2 separate regions of the Homo sapiens genome follow, and region 1 is linked to region 2. The links are chromatin loops, found by intact Hi-C in ENCODE. Cell type or tissue: OCI-LY7. All regions are shown on one strand.

Region 1 (8,000 bases), 520 kb before region 2:
ATGACTTTTTTGTTTTATTTATTTATTTATTTATTTATTTATTTATTTAGAGACGGAGTCTCACTCTGTTGCCCATGCTGGAGTGCAGTGGCGTCATCTCGGCTCATTGCAAGCTCTGCCTCCTGGGTTCACGCCATTCTTCTGCCTCAGCCTCCCAAGTAGCTGGGATTACAGGTGCCCGCCACCACACCTGGCTAATTTTTTGTATTTTTAGTAGAGATGGGGTTTCACCATGTTAGCCAGGCTGGTCTCAATCTCCCGACCTCATGATCCGCCCGCCTTGGCCTCCCAAAGTATTGGGATTACAGGAGTGAGCCACCACGCTCGACCGAAAAGCTCTATTTCTTGTTCAAGTCGCAGTCCATTGTGGGTTCATAAGGGATGAGAGGCTTCTGCTCCAGGCTGTCATTCAGGGACCAAAACTGCTTTTATCTCTTTGCCTTGGAATCTGCTGTGGGAACTTATACAACCTGCTGGAAGAAAAGACAGTGAAGACACACCCATCCTCAGCTCTGGAGTGGCGCTCCCCTTCCAGTGGTGAGGGCTAATCATGTGGCCTGGGCTCAGTGCTTGAGGTCTGGGAAGTATCGTCTGAACCCAGGAAGAAATGGCCCTCGCCTCAGCTGCTGATAACAGGCCGTAGTTAATGACAGATCATGATCATCAAGTATCGCCAATTCTCGGTGGAAGTTGGGTTTGTATTTACTTTGTACAGTTTTTACTGATTAATAAAGCCAGTGGTTGCAAATTACAAGCAAATTGTTAGTTCACACAACACAAATGTCATTTGGTCACTGATATTTTCGTTGCTGTTAAATCGTTTCTTTCCCCACTTACCAACTGTTGTGGATGGGCCTAGAGAAGATATTCACCCTTTCCAGCAAGGAATATAGTTCCTCCATCCATTTGTCCTTTATTACATTACAGTCATGCTGAGGATGACTGCGTTATTGCCCCTGGTTGTCCTGCTCCCCCTTCCCTGTGAGCGGCCTATAAGTTCCTGCCTGGTGCTGAGAGCCTGCCCATGCCATCTTGCCCACCGGAGGAACAGAGTCCAAGCCTAGCGGGTGGTGTGCCATGCCTGGGGGAAGGGGGTGTGAGTGTGTCATGTTTGAGCAGGTGCTGTAGGAAGCAGAGGGGGCTTCTCCAGCCTTCTCATCCTTTTCACCACTGCAGGAGCTGTCCCTCCTCTGTGGTCCCAGATAAGACTCATGGGGCAGAGCCTTCACAGCTGCCCCTCAGGGGCTCCATGTCACGGAAGGCAGGGGGAGCATTGTTTGCCGTACAGTAAAGCTGACCAGGATGAGCTGCCGCTGGGTGCTGTGCCAGGTGAGGGGGCACAGCAGTCAGCGAGACCATACTTGGGGAGGGGGACAGTGCTCCCACTGCCCAGGCCTCACCAGAGCAAGGGGTCCAGATAACACCACACCACGTGGGGTCCCAGGGTCGGGGCTTGCCCTTCTGAGCCTTTTCATGTCTGTGAATGGCTGGAGGGAAGGGGGTGATACCAAGCCCACAGGGCTGGTAGAGGACTAAGTGACCTGAGTGTGCAGGAAGGCCGAGCACGGTGCTGGGCACACTGAGTCCTCTGCAGATTTGACCCTCTGTTCCTCTTTTCCTGAGCTTCTCTTCTGTTATTTGTAAAACTGGGTGACAGTTCGTGTCTCCATTGCCCTCAAAGGTGAGACCACTCACTTCTTGTTCTCATGGCCAAGGAAGGCCCTGCCACGCCTGAGCTTTGCAGGTGGGAAGGGCTTCCTCTGCCCCTCCAGGGAATGTAAACATGGAGTCTTGGCATTTCTGTGTTCCCCGGACCTTTTATTAGTCTTTGCATAATCCCCCACTTTTACTCTTCTTGCAGAACTTTCTCCCTTCAACCACTAACCTAAGCTGGTGGAGGTGGGGGTAATGAGGCATGGTGGCAGTGATGCCTGGCCTGAGCCATCACCGGGCATTTACCAGCTGCATGCTCTGGGGGGCGGCTCGCCGCTGCGTTTCCCCTTTTGTTTACGACAGGTACAGTAGGAGCACCCTGAAGGACTGTGATGTGCATTCACTGAGTCAGCACAGATGGGAGGCATGGAGAGTGGTGCTGGGAACCTTTGTAACTACTGACAATAAATGTTTCTTATGATGCAGGCTTACAGATGAGGGACAGATGTGGTGTACCCTGAGGCACCTGGGTAGGCCTGAGGTCCTGCCTGGCTTGGTGGCTGGCTCTGGGACCTGTGGGACCCCAGCAGGCAGGGAGGAGGCAGTGTGGGCTGGGCTGGGGCAGAGGCTACTCTGCCACCTTGCTCTCATTTTACCTGGTATTGGGGGCACAAGTTGGCCACCTTGCCAAGGTCTTGGGAATCCTGAGGTCCAAACTCCAGTGGACAGGAGCAGGTTAGAAATGCATATTCCTGGTCGGGCGCAGTGGCTCACAGCTGTAATCCCAGCATTTTAGAAGGCCGAGGTGGGCGGATCACAAGGTCAGGAGACAGAGACCATCCTGGCTAACACAGTGAAACCCCGTCTCTACTAAAACTACAAAAAATTAGCCGGGCACGGTGGTGGGCGCCTGTAGTCCCAGCTACTCAACGAGGCTGAGGCAGGAGAATGGCGTGAACCTGGGAGGCGGAGTTTGCAGTGAGCTGAGATTGCGACACTACAGCCTGGGCGATAGAGCAAGACTCCATCTAAAAAAAAAAAAAAAAAAAAAAAAAAAGAAATGCATATTCCTGGGACTTAAAGCCACAACGTCCTGAGGGGGTCTCGGGTGGCCCGAGTCTGCATTTCCACCTGCCCTCAGGTGATTCTGTGCAGCCTTGACTCCCCTGGTCTTGGCCTCCAAGGCCTGCCCTTTCTGAGGCCTCTGCCTTCCTCTCTCCTCTCCCTCCCTGCTCAACTCACTGATGTCCACTGAGCTGCTGGACAGGCGTCCCCTCCTCTAGGAGGCCTCCTGGCCTTCCCTCCAGCTCAGCACGATGCTGAGGAGCGACACTGGACAGTACGGCCTCCTCCCCTCCTGTGGTGCTGCTGAGTCCAGGGACAGTCACTGGCCAGTGGGAGGCAGGAAGGGGCCCAGCACTGGCTTTGCATGGCTCTCTGGGCGTGCCCCTGCCTGGGAAGTGGGAATCAGGTGAGAGGCACCTCCTCCTGGGCCCCAGGAGAGCTGGCAGCTCCATCAGACCCTCCACTGCTATGTCATCAGAATGACATTTCTCAAACAGGGTCACCTCCAAAGGGCAGTGAGCTAGGTGCTCCTAGGTAGCACCCCAGGCAGGCCCTGCCCAGTTCTTTCACTAACCTGTCAGAGGCCAGGTGAGCAGCTTGTGTGTTCCTGGTTCAGTCCCCTGGCAGGCGTGCTAGGCAGGGCCCATTCTCAGGAGCCGTCTTGCCTACCTGGTGCAGACACACCCAGGCTATGACCTGCTCAACAGATGTGCAGCAGGGACCCCTAGGGAGGACTCTGGGGCTGCACTGAATTCAAATCTTTATCACTTCTGTGGGCATGGATGTGGATAGCGTGGGAACGTGGCCTCTCTAGCCTCAGTGGCCTCCTTTATAAGGAAGGTATAGTAATAACAGTACCACCCAGTAGGCACCCAGTAGGAGCAGAGACATCCCTCCATTCCTTTCCCAGACCCATGGCTTGGTCCCAGACCAGCAGCACAGCAGCCTCTGGGAGCCTCTTAGAAATGCTGATTTTCCAGCAGTTCTGGATCTCCCAAGTCAGTGACAGCCCTCAGGGTGATGCCATTACAGGTTCAAATTTGAGGACCACTGGTCTAGAATGGACTCCCTCTCTCCCACTCCCCCTTTCTCTCTCCCCCTTCCTGCGCTCACTCCTGCTCAACGGCACTTCCTCTGTGCAGCTGCTAGTTCTGAGGGCTGCCACCAGGTGTCAGGGCAGCCTCAGGAATGTTCCGGCTGCCACACCTCCCTCGCCAGCCTGGCCCCTGCTACATCTCAGGAGAGGTCCTGAGAGGGTAAAGGGCTTCTGAGCTTCTCACAGGATGAATGCTTCCCTGTGCTTTTCTGACTGCTCAGGGTGAGTCATCTGGGCCCGAAGGTGGCAGATATGTCAGCGTCCTGTGTGGTGGGGACAGGGACAGCCCCACAGCACCTAGTGGGATGTTGTGAGATTTGCGGGGCACGCCCAACTCCTCCTCTACTACTGCCGAGTCCTCACTGTCTTATTCTGCCCTAGGAGGCTTCTCCAACCACCCTGCTCTGTCCCCATTGTGACTCCTGGCCACGGCCTCTGACCCTCCACCCAGTCCCGTCGTCACGGTGGGGCCTCCGAAGGCCTGTCCTGCTGTGCCAATGCTGAGGCCGACTTTGGGCTATTGGTCCAGGCCCTGCCCGGCCCTGTAACTACACGTCCCTAACCGCCACCACAGGCTTGGTGGACCAAAAGCCTCCTACTGAACACAGCCCAGCAGGCTTTGCCCACAGTCCCCTCCCAGCTTGCCCACTCCAGCTCCCCTGAGTTCAAGGCCAGCCCACACCCCCGGACGCACTGGACACCCTCCCGGGCGCCGGTGGAGGAGGCTGAGTAGGGCAGGCAAGGTCTCTGCCTGCAGCCACACCAACCCAGCCGCTATCCTCCCAGCGGGGCTGGGCAGAGCATCGGGAGGACTGCCCGGGTCGCGGAAGGGCGTGCGCTGGATTCCAGGCGAGGAGCTGCTGTGCGAGGCCCGCAGGCGGGCTCAGGCGGGAGTGGCTATGGGCCGTGGGCTGCGAGGGCAGAGAACTTTGGAAAGCGATTTGGGGATGGCAGCTGTGTGGCCACACCGCGGGAGCCCTTGAGATGGCTGGCTGCAGGGCGGCTATCGGGTGGGGGGAAGTGATTTCTGGCAGAGCTCCTGGGCCTTGTGCGGGGGTGCTCGTAGGTGATGCTGTGGGGCAGAGACTTAGGAGTGTGGTTGTGAAGGGCGAGATTTCTGCTGAACATCCGAGTGGGAATGTCCGGAGGTCAGTTCAGAGGCCTGGGCACAGTAGCAACAGAGGGCGCGGGGGCAAGGCGGGTTGGGCACGTGGAGGGCATCGGTGTCCCTGCCACGTTTCAGTGGAAAGCCGAGTGAACTGGAGTTGGGGATGGGGGAGGCCGTGAGTCCAGTTCCCTGCACCTTCTGGAGCCTCCCTCCCCAGACCCCTCCTGACAGGGGCTGGGCCTCTCCCAGGGGGCCTCGCGCAGCTCCGGCCCTGAGCATAGGCGCGGTGGAGGCTGAGGGTCCAGCCCCTCGAGGTCCGCGCCCGCTACTTCCGCTCTCTGCGGGGCTGTCCTTCCCTCATCGGTGTCCGCTGCGGCCCTGCGGCCGGCCCGGCAGCACGAGGGAGCCAGGGGGCACGGTCCTGCCCTCAGGAGGCTCCACGTGGACACTGCGCAGCTGGCCTTGAGGCACGCGCGTGCGTGTTCATGTGTGCGTGCGTGCATGTGCGTGCTTGTTCATGTGTGCGTGCGTGTGCGCGTGCGCGCGCTCTTTGCCCCCACACCGTCACTCCTGCACCCTGCATCTAATGTCCAGAGAGGTGATTATCATCTCCACTCCCAATTCACACCTGGCCCTGAGTCAGCTACATGAGTGGTCCAGGCCTGGCTGTCCTGGGTCTTGTGTGCCACGTGGCACAACACCGGGTCTGTAAGAGAAGCCGTGCCACCAGCCTTGGGAGGCAGCGCCTGCTGGGTGGGGTCTCCAGAGGAGAGCTCCAGAGAGAGAAAGGCCGAGCTGCCTCCACCTCCCCCAAAATCCTCCCTGAACCTCAGCAATCACGTCTGTAAATGGGACAATGACAGCGTCAGCCTTAGAGAGTTGCTGGAGTGAGGAACGAACACACACGGGACCACTTAGAAGACTGTTGGGCGCAGAGCTCTCAGGGCTGCTCTGAGGACCACGTTTACAGATGAGGACTCAGAGCGGGAGATGCCAGTACAGCAGGGGCTCTCAGCCACCCTCTCCCAGAGGCAGGTCCCAACGGACCTTGGTGCCAGCTTGGACGCTACGCTCAGCAGTTGTGGAGTTGATTAATAACATTCTGTCCCACATTCGCGGATTGGAAAGTAATGCCTGATTAAGACCCTAAGCATGTCACTTGTGGCAAACACTCAGGCTATCTTCGAGGGGGCAGCATTGACTTCAGGGCTGAAGTCTTGGCTGGTTTTCCTGGGACACACCTTGAAGGCAGCAGAAGCCCTGCTACCATGAAACAGGAAAGGCCAAGGAGTTTGTGCTGGTCCTCAGGCCCTCAGCCCCTAGGAGGCTGGAGGTGGAGACTGGCCCTTAGGCGGTGGCACCATGCCTGAGCATGAGGGGACACCTGGGGCACCCTGTGAGGTGGGGGCAGAAGGGTGGAAGGCTGCGGGGAGGTGGGGGTGGACCGGCTGCAGACAGAAGAGCTACACTTTCAGTTTCTGTTTCCTCCAAATTACTGATCAAACCCCCTGGGGTGCTGTGGCCGCACCATGCTCCAAGCCCTGTCCTGGAGGGTTTCCTTCAGTGGGCCTGGGCCATGGGTTTCAGCAGAATGTGAGGATGAGCTGAGCTAGGAGTGGGTGTGGGCACCAGGCTGGCCTTGTTCTGCCATGTGCACCGGCCGTTCTCTCTCAGCAGCCCCAGGCCACACAGCAGGGACGGCAGGAGCGGGGTTTTCTGAGGCCGGTGTAACTCCAGAGCCTGCCCTCCTCACCTCATGCAGCCGGTGGACATGAGGCCAGCCCTCTGCTGGCCAGGCCCGGGCCTGCTGGATGGGCACAGCACCCCTGGGGAGGTTGGGGGTGGGGACATTCATTCACTTTAGCCATGGAAGGGAGACCTGCCTTAGCGGTCCTTGTGTTGTGTGGAGGCTGTGACCAAAAGTAAAGTGAGGGCCTCTTTGTGCAGGGTCTTAGGGCATTCTGCATTCATTCATTCCCTTAGTCCCTCATCAAACATGCCCTGAGCAACTAACTGCTCCACACCTGGTCCTGGGCTGGGCATGGCCAGGCTCTAGGAGCTTGTCTGGTAGCTGTGCATGAGTCAGAAAATGGAGCCCCTTCCTCTAGTGAATCTCCTTGTGCCGGGTGATGGGCTGGAAGCAGAGTGCACCTGGACTGACCCCATCCCCGCTGGACCTCTGCCAGGCATTTTTGCTCCCTAAACAACGCCACAGCCACATGAGGCACCGCGGGCAGTCGGGCCTCCTATAGCCAGGCCCTTGGCTGTGGCCTGTCATCTAGGGGCTGTCCCATCCCCTAGTAGGATCCACACTTAGGGACTCTGCTCCATCGTGCTCAGGAGCTCCCACCACCACGTGGCCCAGCCGCCCACACCTCCACCTGTGCTCCATTCTTTCCACCTCCTTTATCAACCCCCTGCCCACCTATTGCTTGTGGTTAAGCCCTGCCCTCTTCCTGGCCACATGATGTGCCTGCTCTTGGCCACCCCATGGGCTCCTTGGTGACTGTGCCAGTTCAGTGCCCCTCCTGGATCTCCTGGCCCAGGAACTCCCCATTGAATGTGCCTTCACAGCTTTCCGTCAGTCCAGCCTTGCTCTGCTCAGGGATTGTGAATGCAGAGATCTGGGCCAGTTTTGAGGGTGTAGTGTGGTGGACACCTCCCACACTGCCATCTATCGGGAGGGCAGCTTGACAGTATGTATTGAAATCCTTAAAAATGTGCATACTCTGACCATGTCCTTATGGGTATCCATCTCAAAAAAGATAACCCCAAAAGGGAAAAATGTCTCCTACACAAAGTTGCTCATCATGCATACCTAGCTGAAAATTGTTAACATCTTAAATGTCCAATAATGGGAATAAAGTAAATCATGGCACAAAGAATCATTTCAGAACTAATGGAAGTAAATGAAGACCATGAAGATCATAACGGCTGAGTGAAAAACAATCAGGTGAGTGGTGCTATGCATATTAGCATAAGGAGCTGAATGCTCCCCGGGGAAGCTCCAAGAAGGATGCGGCACTGCTCACACTGTGATCGCTCACCTCCACAGCTGTAAATAGTAAATAAATGTGT
Region 2 (8,000 bases):
ATCCAAAAGGCTGAGCCCGGAAAAAAGACGGGGCCTGGTTTTTAAGCATGCAGCTGTGCAAAACTTACAGGGCGGGCTTAGCAAGCTTACAGAAGCAGAACAAAGGCAGTTAATCAAACAGTGACAAGTGTATGACTCAAACATGTCTGATGACCTCTGCTGGGCCACCCAGCAGGCTCTCAGCAGATGGTAACTATTTTAGGCTTGCTCAGGCATGTCTTGTGACCTTCTCAGGGTCACACAGATGGAAAACAGGAACTTAAAAAATCCTTATAAACTTACAGAGATAGTTACAAAAATAGTTATGAGAGCAGAACAAAGAAATATTGGCCTGGGAAAGAATCTCAAAGGGGGAAGCTGATAAGAACTTGTTTTTCTCATCCCTGTTCCTGGAGTCCATTCCTTCTGGGCTCTTCCTGGCCTTGTATATAAAGTTATCTTAATTCTAGCACGGCCTTGGAGTGAGTCAGCCTGGAACAGGCAGGAACTTAGGTTTTTCTCTTTTTAATTTCTGCTTTAGTAGGCCAGGGTTCTGATTTTCACTGCTGAGAAAGTAAAGTGTGTTCAGGCTGCCCATGGTTCTGGGCCCCCCCGGGTCTCTGAGGAGGGCTGTCCCCTCCATCACAGAGAATATCAGGACACTAGCTTGTTCTAGTTATACTTACACACTCCTCTCATGTTGTCTATGGAGTGGTGGATGCTGCAGGGAGGGTGACATCCTAGTTAGTCCTAAGAGCCAGACTGCCTGAAGCTCACTATAACAAGTCCTGCCTTGGGGAAGAAGGAAGTGTGTCTCTGTGAACCTCCCACCTGGGCCGAAGGGAGGCCACTCTCTCTGCTGCCTCTCCCCAACCTTGGCCTTCTGTGCTCCTAGTGAACCTCTCACCCCCTGCCTACAGGCCTCGAATCTCAAGACCATGATGACCTCTGGTCACCCCTGAATCCAGAGCTTTCCTTTTACAAAGGGGAAACTGAGACCTGGAGCAGGGCTGATGTTCAGCCAGCGCACAACGGAATGGCCGAATTGGTGGTAAAATACTGAAATAGTTCCAGTGTGGATGGAAAGGGGCTGCTGCCCTAAGCATCTCTACTGCCCACCTCATCCCTTCCTCCAGGACCCTGGGTCAGCACCAGGAGCATCAAAGTGGCCAGGATTGGCCGGAGCCCATGCTAATGGCTCTGCCAGCCCTTCTCCCCACCAGAGAGGGCAGGGGGATTCAGGCCATCTAGAGGTAGCATTGTGACCGTATCTGCAGTAGTCAATCCTTGTGTGCCACGGTCCCTGACTTTGTTAATAAGGGCACCAGCCTACATCCCTCTGGTACTCAGTGATAAGCATCTAAAATCTTCTTAAAGAAAAAATTTAAAAAGCTTTCAAAATATATGACTTAACATATGAGGCTGCATAAACATCTCTAGTAGTTGTCCAACTGGTGCTTCTGGTTCTGCCTCCCCAGAAAGTGGATGACCTGGGCCACCCTCCACCACTGCCCTGTAAGGCCATGGGACACACAGCCCATCAGTTCTCTTCATGTGGTCATCCCCTGTTAGATGGGAGAAAATACACCTGCCTCATTTTTGTACCTTCTGTGTGAACATTCCACGACAGAACTTCACTAAATGTGTGATGAAGAACTGAATGAATGAATGAATATGAGAGAAAATGAATAAATGGCTCAGATCCTGGGCTGGAAGTCTGTGTATGAGGATGGTGGGTAAAGGAGGGTCTGTTTTTCTTGCCTTTAAGTCATTACTTCTCATTTTGGGGCAGGAGCACAGGCTTTGAATGCAGACCGACTGGACTTTAATTCTGGCTTTACTAGTTGTGATTGTGTGATCTTGTACATGTTACTTAAACCCTCTGTGCCTGTTTCTTTATCTGTAAAATGGAGATAATAAGATGTCAAAGGACTGTGGTAAGAATTAAATGCTTTAAACAAATCTCAGTTTGTATTAAGTCCTCAATAGATTGGGTTTAGCATCATGAGTGCATGTGTTTCTGGAGCAATGCTCATCTTGGGCTGGTACCTACACAGAGAAAGACTCTGGCCTCTTCTCATCCACATGTATCTGTCTTATGCCTGGTTCCCATTCCCAGGTCCTTGGAAGATCCATATTGCTGAAACAGTGAAGGGTGATAGGCACCTCAGGACAACTAAGTTGCTCCCCAAACATCTTCCCCCTCCCAAACGCCCCTGTGGTCTTTAGCATTTAACAGGAATCTCTCGACACTCTCAAGGGATGATCCTCTCATGGAAGACCAGTAGGGAGGAGGCTGCGGGAAAGGTCAGGCACTGTGCACTTCCCTGACAGCTGCATATGGTTCTGTTTCCAAGCCCACGGGTCACTACAAATAAGGCAAGTTATATGACATAATAATGTGATTCTTTGGTGCCTCAGTCCACACGGCACGTTAATACTCCTAGAGTGGATTGCATGGTGGTCTATCAAAAGATATGTCTACCTGGAATGTGTGAATGTGCCTTTATTTGGAAAACAATCTGCAGATGTAATTAAATCCAGCACCTTGAGATGATTAGGATGGGCCCTAAATCCAATGACAAGTATCCTTATAAGAAAAGCGGCAGGTAGGGCACAGTGGCTCACACATATAATCCCACCACTGAGGGAGGTAAGGTGGTGAGAGGATCACTTGAACTCCAGGCTTTCAAGACCTGCCTGGGCAACATGGTGAGACCCTGTCTCTCCAAAATGTATATAAAATATAATAGCCAGGCACGATGGCACCCGCCTGTAGTCCCAGCTACCAGCTACTCAGGAGGCTGAAGTGAGAGGGTAGCTTGAATCTGGGAGGTTGAGGCTTCAGTAAGCTGTGTTCATGACACTGCTCTCCAGCCTGGGGGGCCTCTCCAACCTGCACTAGAAGAGCTGGGCCCTGGCTCTGGGCACCATGCAGCCTCTGAGGTGAGGCTGAGCGCCAGTTTCTGCCCTCCTGCAGCTAGAGACCAACACCCTGACTTAGGCGTCGTGGAGGCTTCTGGCCCAAGGGTCCGCGCTGCTGGTGGAGCTGGCAGGGTCGGAGTTTGCCACAGCTGCTGCTGCGCGCCTTGTGCAGGTTACCACTGCAGCTGAATCTACAGCAGAGGCAGGCAGGGCTGGTCCCAGACAGCCTGGGGGTCGCTGAGTGGACGGTCCTTTCACCCTAGAGTCAGCTCTTTCTTGTAGGCGCCCAGATCAGGGTGTGCAGGCGCTGGGCACAGGGCAGCCGCCAGGAAATGGCTGAGCTGCCGGTTCCCGCCCTCCTGCAGCTGGGGCCGGACCACCTGAATTAGCCGCTGGGCGGCCTCTGGCCCTGGAGTCCGCCTGGCTGGTGTAAAAGCATGGTCTGGAGTTGCCATCAAGTCTGCTCCGCGCGCCATGTGCAGGTGGCTGCTGCAGCTGAGCCCATGACAGAGGCTGGCAAGGCGTTTCCGAGGCAGCCTCAGGGTCATTGAGTGGAGCACTATCCCACCCTAGGGTCCGCTCTTCCTTTGCCTGAGCCCAGAGTTCGGGTCGCGGGCACTGGGAACTGTGCAGCCAAGGAGACTGGGCCGAGGGCAAAGGTTTCTGCCCTGCTGCAGCTGCGGGGCTGACTGCCTGAATTAGGCGCTGAGGCGGCCTTGTCCCCCGTGTCAGGGCTCTGGTGCAGGCAAAGTGCCGGGTTGCTCTGCTGCTGTCGCGCCCTTGTACAGGTGGCAGCTGCAGCTGAGCTCTCAGTAGAAGCCGGCAGGGTTGGTCCCAGAAAGCCTGAGGATCGCGGTGTGCACCACCCTCTCAGCCTAGGGTGGACTCTTCCTTGGCCCGCGCCCAGAGCTCGGGGTTTCGGGCGCTGGGCCCTGTGCAGCTGCCCAGAATAGGCTGTGCGGCTGGTTCCCGCCCTGGCAAGGCATCCAGCTATGGAATCTGCACTGCTGTTGGGGGCAGGTAAGGTCGGAGGAGGGGGGTGTGGTTTCCACCATTGCTAACGGGCGCCACCTGGCGATGGTAGCTGCAGCTGAGAGCATGGCAGAGGCTGGCAGGGCTGGTCCCAGACACCCTGAGGGTCGCTGAGTGCACCGCCCTACCCCCTAGGGTCTGCTGTTCCTTAGACTGCTCCCAGGACGTGGTGTGCGAGCGCTAGACACAGAGCAGCCTCCAGGATGGGGCTGAGCGGCCGATTCCCGCCTTGCTGCAGCTACAGTCTGAATTAGGCTCCACCGCAGTATCTGGCCCTAGGGTTCGTGCTACTGGTGGCATGGACAGAGATGGGGGCTGCCACAGCTGCTATGGGGCTGAGCAGCCGATTCCCGCCCTCTTGCAGCTATGGGACCGACCACCTGACTTAAGTGCCTTGGAGGCGTCCGGCCCTGGGGTCTTTGCTGCTGGTGTCTGAGGGCAGGGGCAGGGCTGCCACTGCTACTGCCCTGTGCCATGCGCAGGCGCCAGCTGCAGCTGAGCCCAAGGCAGATGCTGGCAGGGCTGGTGTGAGGCTGCCCAGGGGTGGGTGAGTGCACCTCCCTTCCACCCTAGGGTCCGTTATTCCTAGACCAGCGCCCAGATTGCGGGGTCGTGGGCGTTGGACACTGTGCAGCCATGAGGATCTGGTTGAGCGCAGATTCCTGCCCTCCTGCGGCTGAGAGGCCAACCTCCTAACATGCGCTGCAGTGACCTCTGGCTCTGGGGTCCGCGTTCTTGCTGGAGCTGGCAGAGACCAGAGCTGCCACCAATGCTGCTTCCAGGAGTGTGCATGTGGCAGCTGCCGCTGATCCCGCGGCGGAGGATGGCAGGGCTTGTTCCAGAAGGCTTGAGGGTCCGCGAGTGCACCGCCCTCCCACCCTAAGGTCTAGTCTTCCTTGCCCGCGCCCAGAGAGTGGGATTACGGGCGCTGAGCACAGTGCAGGCGCTGGGATGGGGCTGAGCTGCAGGTTTCCCCCCTCTGGCTGCTGGGGGGCCGACCGCCTGAGTTAGGGGACGCGGCGGCTTTTGGTCATGGGGTCTGCACTGCCGGTGGCTTGCACAGGGTCGGGGGCTGCCACAGCTGCTATAGTTCACCGTGTGCACTTGGCAGCCGCCCCTGAGCCCACCGCTGAGGCCGCAGGGCTGGTCCTGTCCCAGACGGCCTGAGGGTCACTTGCCCGCGCCCAGAGCACCGGGTGGCGGGAGCTGGGCACTGTGCAGCCTCCGGGAATCCGCTGAAGGGCGCGTTGCAGCTCTCCTGCAGCTGTGGGCCGACTGCCTGACTTTGGCCACTAGGTGGCCTCTGGCGCTAGGGTTTCCGGGCCGCTGGTGTCGGCGGGCGGAGTCCGGGTTTGCCACCGCTGCCCACAGGCTCACCATGGCCTGAGTAAATGCTCGCACTGCTCATACATCCATTTTTAAAAATTGGGTTGAACATGAGAACATAATCATTCATATTTTATCCATTTGCATGTATTCGATAACATCCTTTCCCTGTTCTTGTCTCTGCTTTGCAGCCTTTTTCTTCAAAGAATGAATGTTTCCATGTTTTATACCCACAGAATTTCTGGTTTTTCCCGTTGGAGCCCAAGGAGCAAGGGCAGAATGAGGAACATGATGTTCCTTACAAACAGTTACTCATGAGGCTGCAGCACAGAAACTGCAATAAATGTCAGTTACAAAGTGTCCATGTGCATTTTAAATTGATGGTTATTAAAATCCTTCTTTATCTATAGGGGATCTAAAAAATTAAACAATTCGTAATTTAAACACAGTTGCCAGGTAGCCTGAGTCAAAAATCAGGAGAGGCTCCATGGTCTGAAGTCTCCTAGTGCTCACCTTGGTGAGGGTCTAGTTGCCTAATGGGTTGGTGTAATGAAGTCATTCTAACACAAGCAAAACACGACTCCCTTAGTTATTCAAAAAATCAGGAAATAGAAAAAAATAAATGAGAATAAAATATTGACAGGAGAGAAAAATGAAGAGTTAATTGGCGATTTGAAGGAGGTGAAATGGACAAAAAGTAAATTTAGCAATTAGAATTTAAAGTCAGTAGATAATTAAGTCGAATAATTTATTCTTATGTCCATGTATTTTGGTTTTAAAGTTTTGATTAATACTCACTCAACACTAATTTCTAACAAATTAGAATATTATCACATTGTCTATTTTTACCAGTGAGCTTGTAATAAAGATCCACTAGTAATCTTAGTACACCAAAAGAAGCCCATAGAATAAACTAATTTTTAAAGAGTCACATTTTATTCAATGCCTATTTGTACATGTTACTAGCAATAAACTCTTTTATCTTTAATTTTGAGAAGTTTTACAAATACAGCAAAGCAGAATGACTAATAGAGCCGGTAACCAGGACACAGATTTGGAAAAATAGGTCTAATTGGTTGTTACACTGTGTTTATATCATACATTTCGCTTATTTTTATCAAAGAAAAATCAGAATTTATAAAATGTTAATTAAAAGGAAAACATTCTGAGTAAATTTAGTCCCGTGTTTCTTCCTCCAAATCTCTTTGTTCTACACTAACAGGTCAGGATAAGTATGGATGGGGAGGCTGGAAAAAGGGCATCCTTCCCCATGCGGTCCCCAGAGCCACCCTCTCCAAGCAGGACTTGGGGAACATCCTTCTCCATCTGGGACCTGAAGGATGTCCTTCTCCACCCAGGACTTGGGAGGTGTCTTATCCACCCAGGACTTGAGGGGGATCCTATTCCATTCAGGAGTGGGGGAAATTCTTCTTCATCTGGACTTGGGGGGCATCCTTCTCCATTTAGGACTTGGGGGGCATCTTTCTTCATCCAGGACTGGGGGGTTATCCTTCTCCATCCAGGACTGGGGGTTGTCTTTCTCCATCCAAGACTGGGGGGTTATCCTTCTCCATTCAGGACTTGGGGGACATCCTTTCCCATCCAGTAACTAGGGGGCATCCTTCTCCATCCAGGACTGAGGGGGATATCCTTCTCCATCTAGGACTGGGGGGCATCCTTCTCCATCCAGTATTGGGGGTCATCCTCCTCCATCCAGGACCTGAGGGGTGTCCTTTTCTGCGCTTCCTTGGATGGCAGGCTTTCCTATGCAGTCATTCAGAAAGTCAGGCTGACACATGTTGTCGTCTTGAACTCTGGAATCTCATCTCTATTCTAGGTGAATCCCTTCATGTTTATAGTGATTTACCATTAAATCACTGTGCCGTTTTTTCCTAAAATATATGGGGCGTGTTTTTTGTTCTGACTTCTGTTAGTCCTTTGGTCCCTAGCTCCAGTTTTTTTGTAATTTCTTTTGCAACCTAATATGGGTCCCATTTAGTAAGTATTACATATATTAGAAAATGTATATTCAGCATTTGTTGTGATTTTAAAATATTTTATAAACACATAACATCTTTGTCTATTTCCCATTTAAATTCAGAAGTATGAGTTCCAGCATCCCTCTCTAGACCTGCTCTTCCTGTTAGTTTCTTTGTACGTCCTGGAGGCGAGGCCAGCGTTGGACTTGACGTTGCTTCACCTACTCGGTTCTATTGTCCCTCCATGTGCAGTGTCTATCCTGTTGTTTATTATTTCTTCCTTAAATTTTATTTGAACTAAAATTAATTTTGTGGTAGCAGCTTGCTTTCTGTGAATATTTACTTAAAATTTTTATTCCCATTATTTTTCTTTCTTTAATTTGAAAGTGCTGCTTTGTTATTAACAATTTTGTATTTTAATATATGAGGTTAATCCCTCTAGGTTTGGTAGGAAAAAGTGATATATTTGAACTTATTTCTATCACTTGATTTTGGATTTTGTATCCCAAAACCTTATCCTCAATTCTCTTTTCCTTTTTTCAGATTTCTTTTCTTTTCTTTTTTTTGGGGAGCGGGGGGATGGAGTTTTGATCTTGTTGCCTAGGCTGGAGTGCAACGGGGTGATCTCGGCTCACCACAACCTCTGCCTCTCAGGTTCAAGCGATTCTTCTGCCATAGCCTCCAAGTAGCTGGGATTACAAGCATGTGCCGCCACACCTGGCTAATTTTGTATTTTTAGTACAGACAGAGTTTCTCGAA

Evidence for each region. Hi-C counts contacts between places; a loop is a spot of excess contacts. Peaks named below come from ENCODE experiments on the same cell type or tissue, not always from the same donor. Only the 100,000 strongest peaks of a DNase experiment are listed, where the experiment ranks them.
Region 1: it touches region 2 in a loop (10-fold over the local background); 39 of 110 quality-filtered maps call a loop at or near these places.

The regions. Positions count from the first base shown.
Region 1 is chr2:131,150,282-131,158,281 of GRCh38, forward strand. No RefSeq gene overlaps it. Among named protein-coding and RNA genes, the nearest start is that of PLEKHB2, 49 kb to the left of the region's middle. RefSeq lists enhancers at 4,073-4,342, 6,316-6,485. In OCI-LY7, CTCF peaks have their summits at 2,011, 2,212, 3,879 (motif pointing right) and 4,085; DNase peaks (open chromatin) are centred at 1,970 and 3,910.
Region 2 is chr2:131,668,899-131,676,898 of GRCh38, forward strand. No RefSeq gene overlaps it. Among named protein-coding and RNA genes, the nearest start is that of LINC03124, 9.6 kb to the right of the region's middle. RefSeq lists a cis regulatory region at 1-305 and enhancers at 98-277, 3,475-4,113, 3,639-3,938, 4,114-4,753, 4,754-5,391. In OCI-LY7, CTCF peaks have their summits at 3,950 (motif pointing left), 4,154, 5,254 (motif pointing right) and 5,463; DNase peaks (open chromatin) are centred at 143, 3,343, 3,703 and 5,233; H3K4me3 peaks cover 2,495 bases; H3K27ac peaks cover 2,131 bases.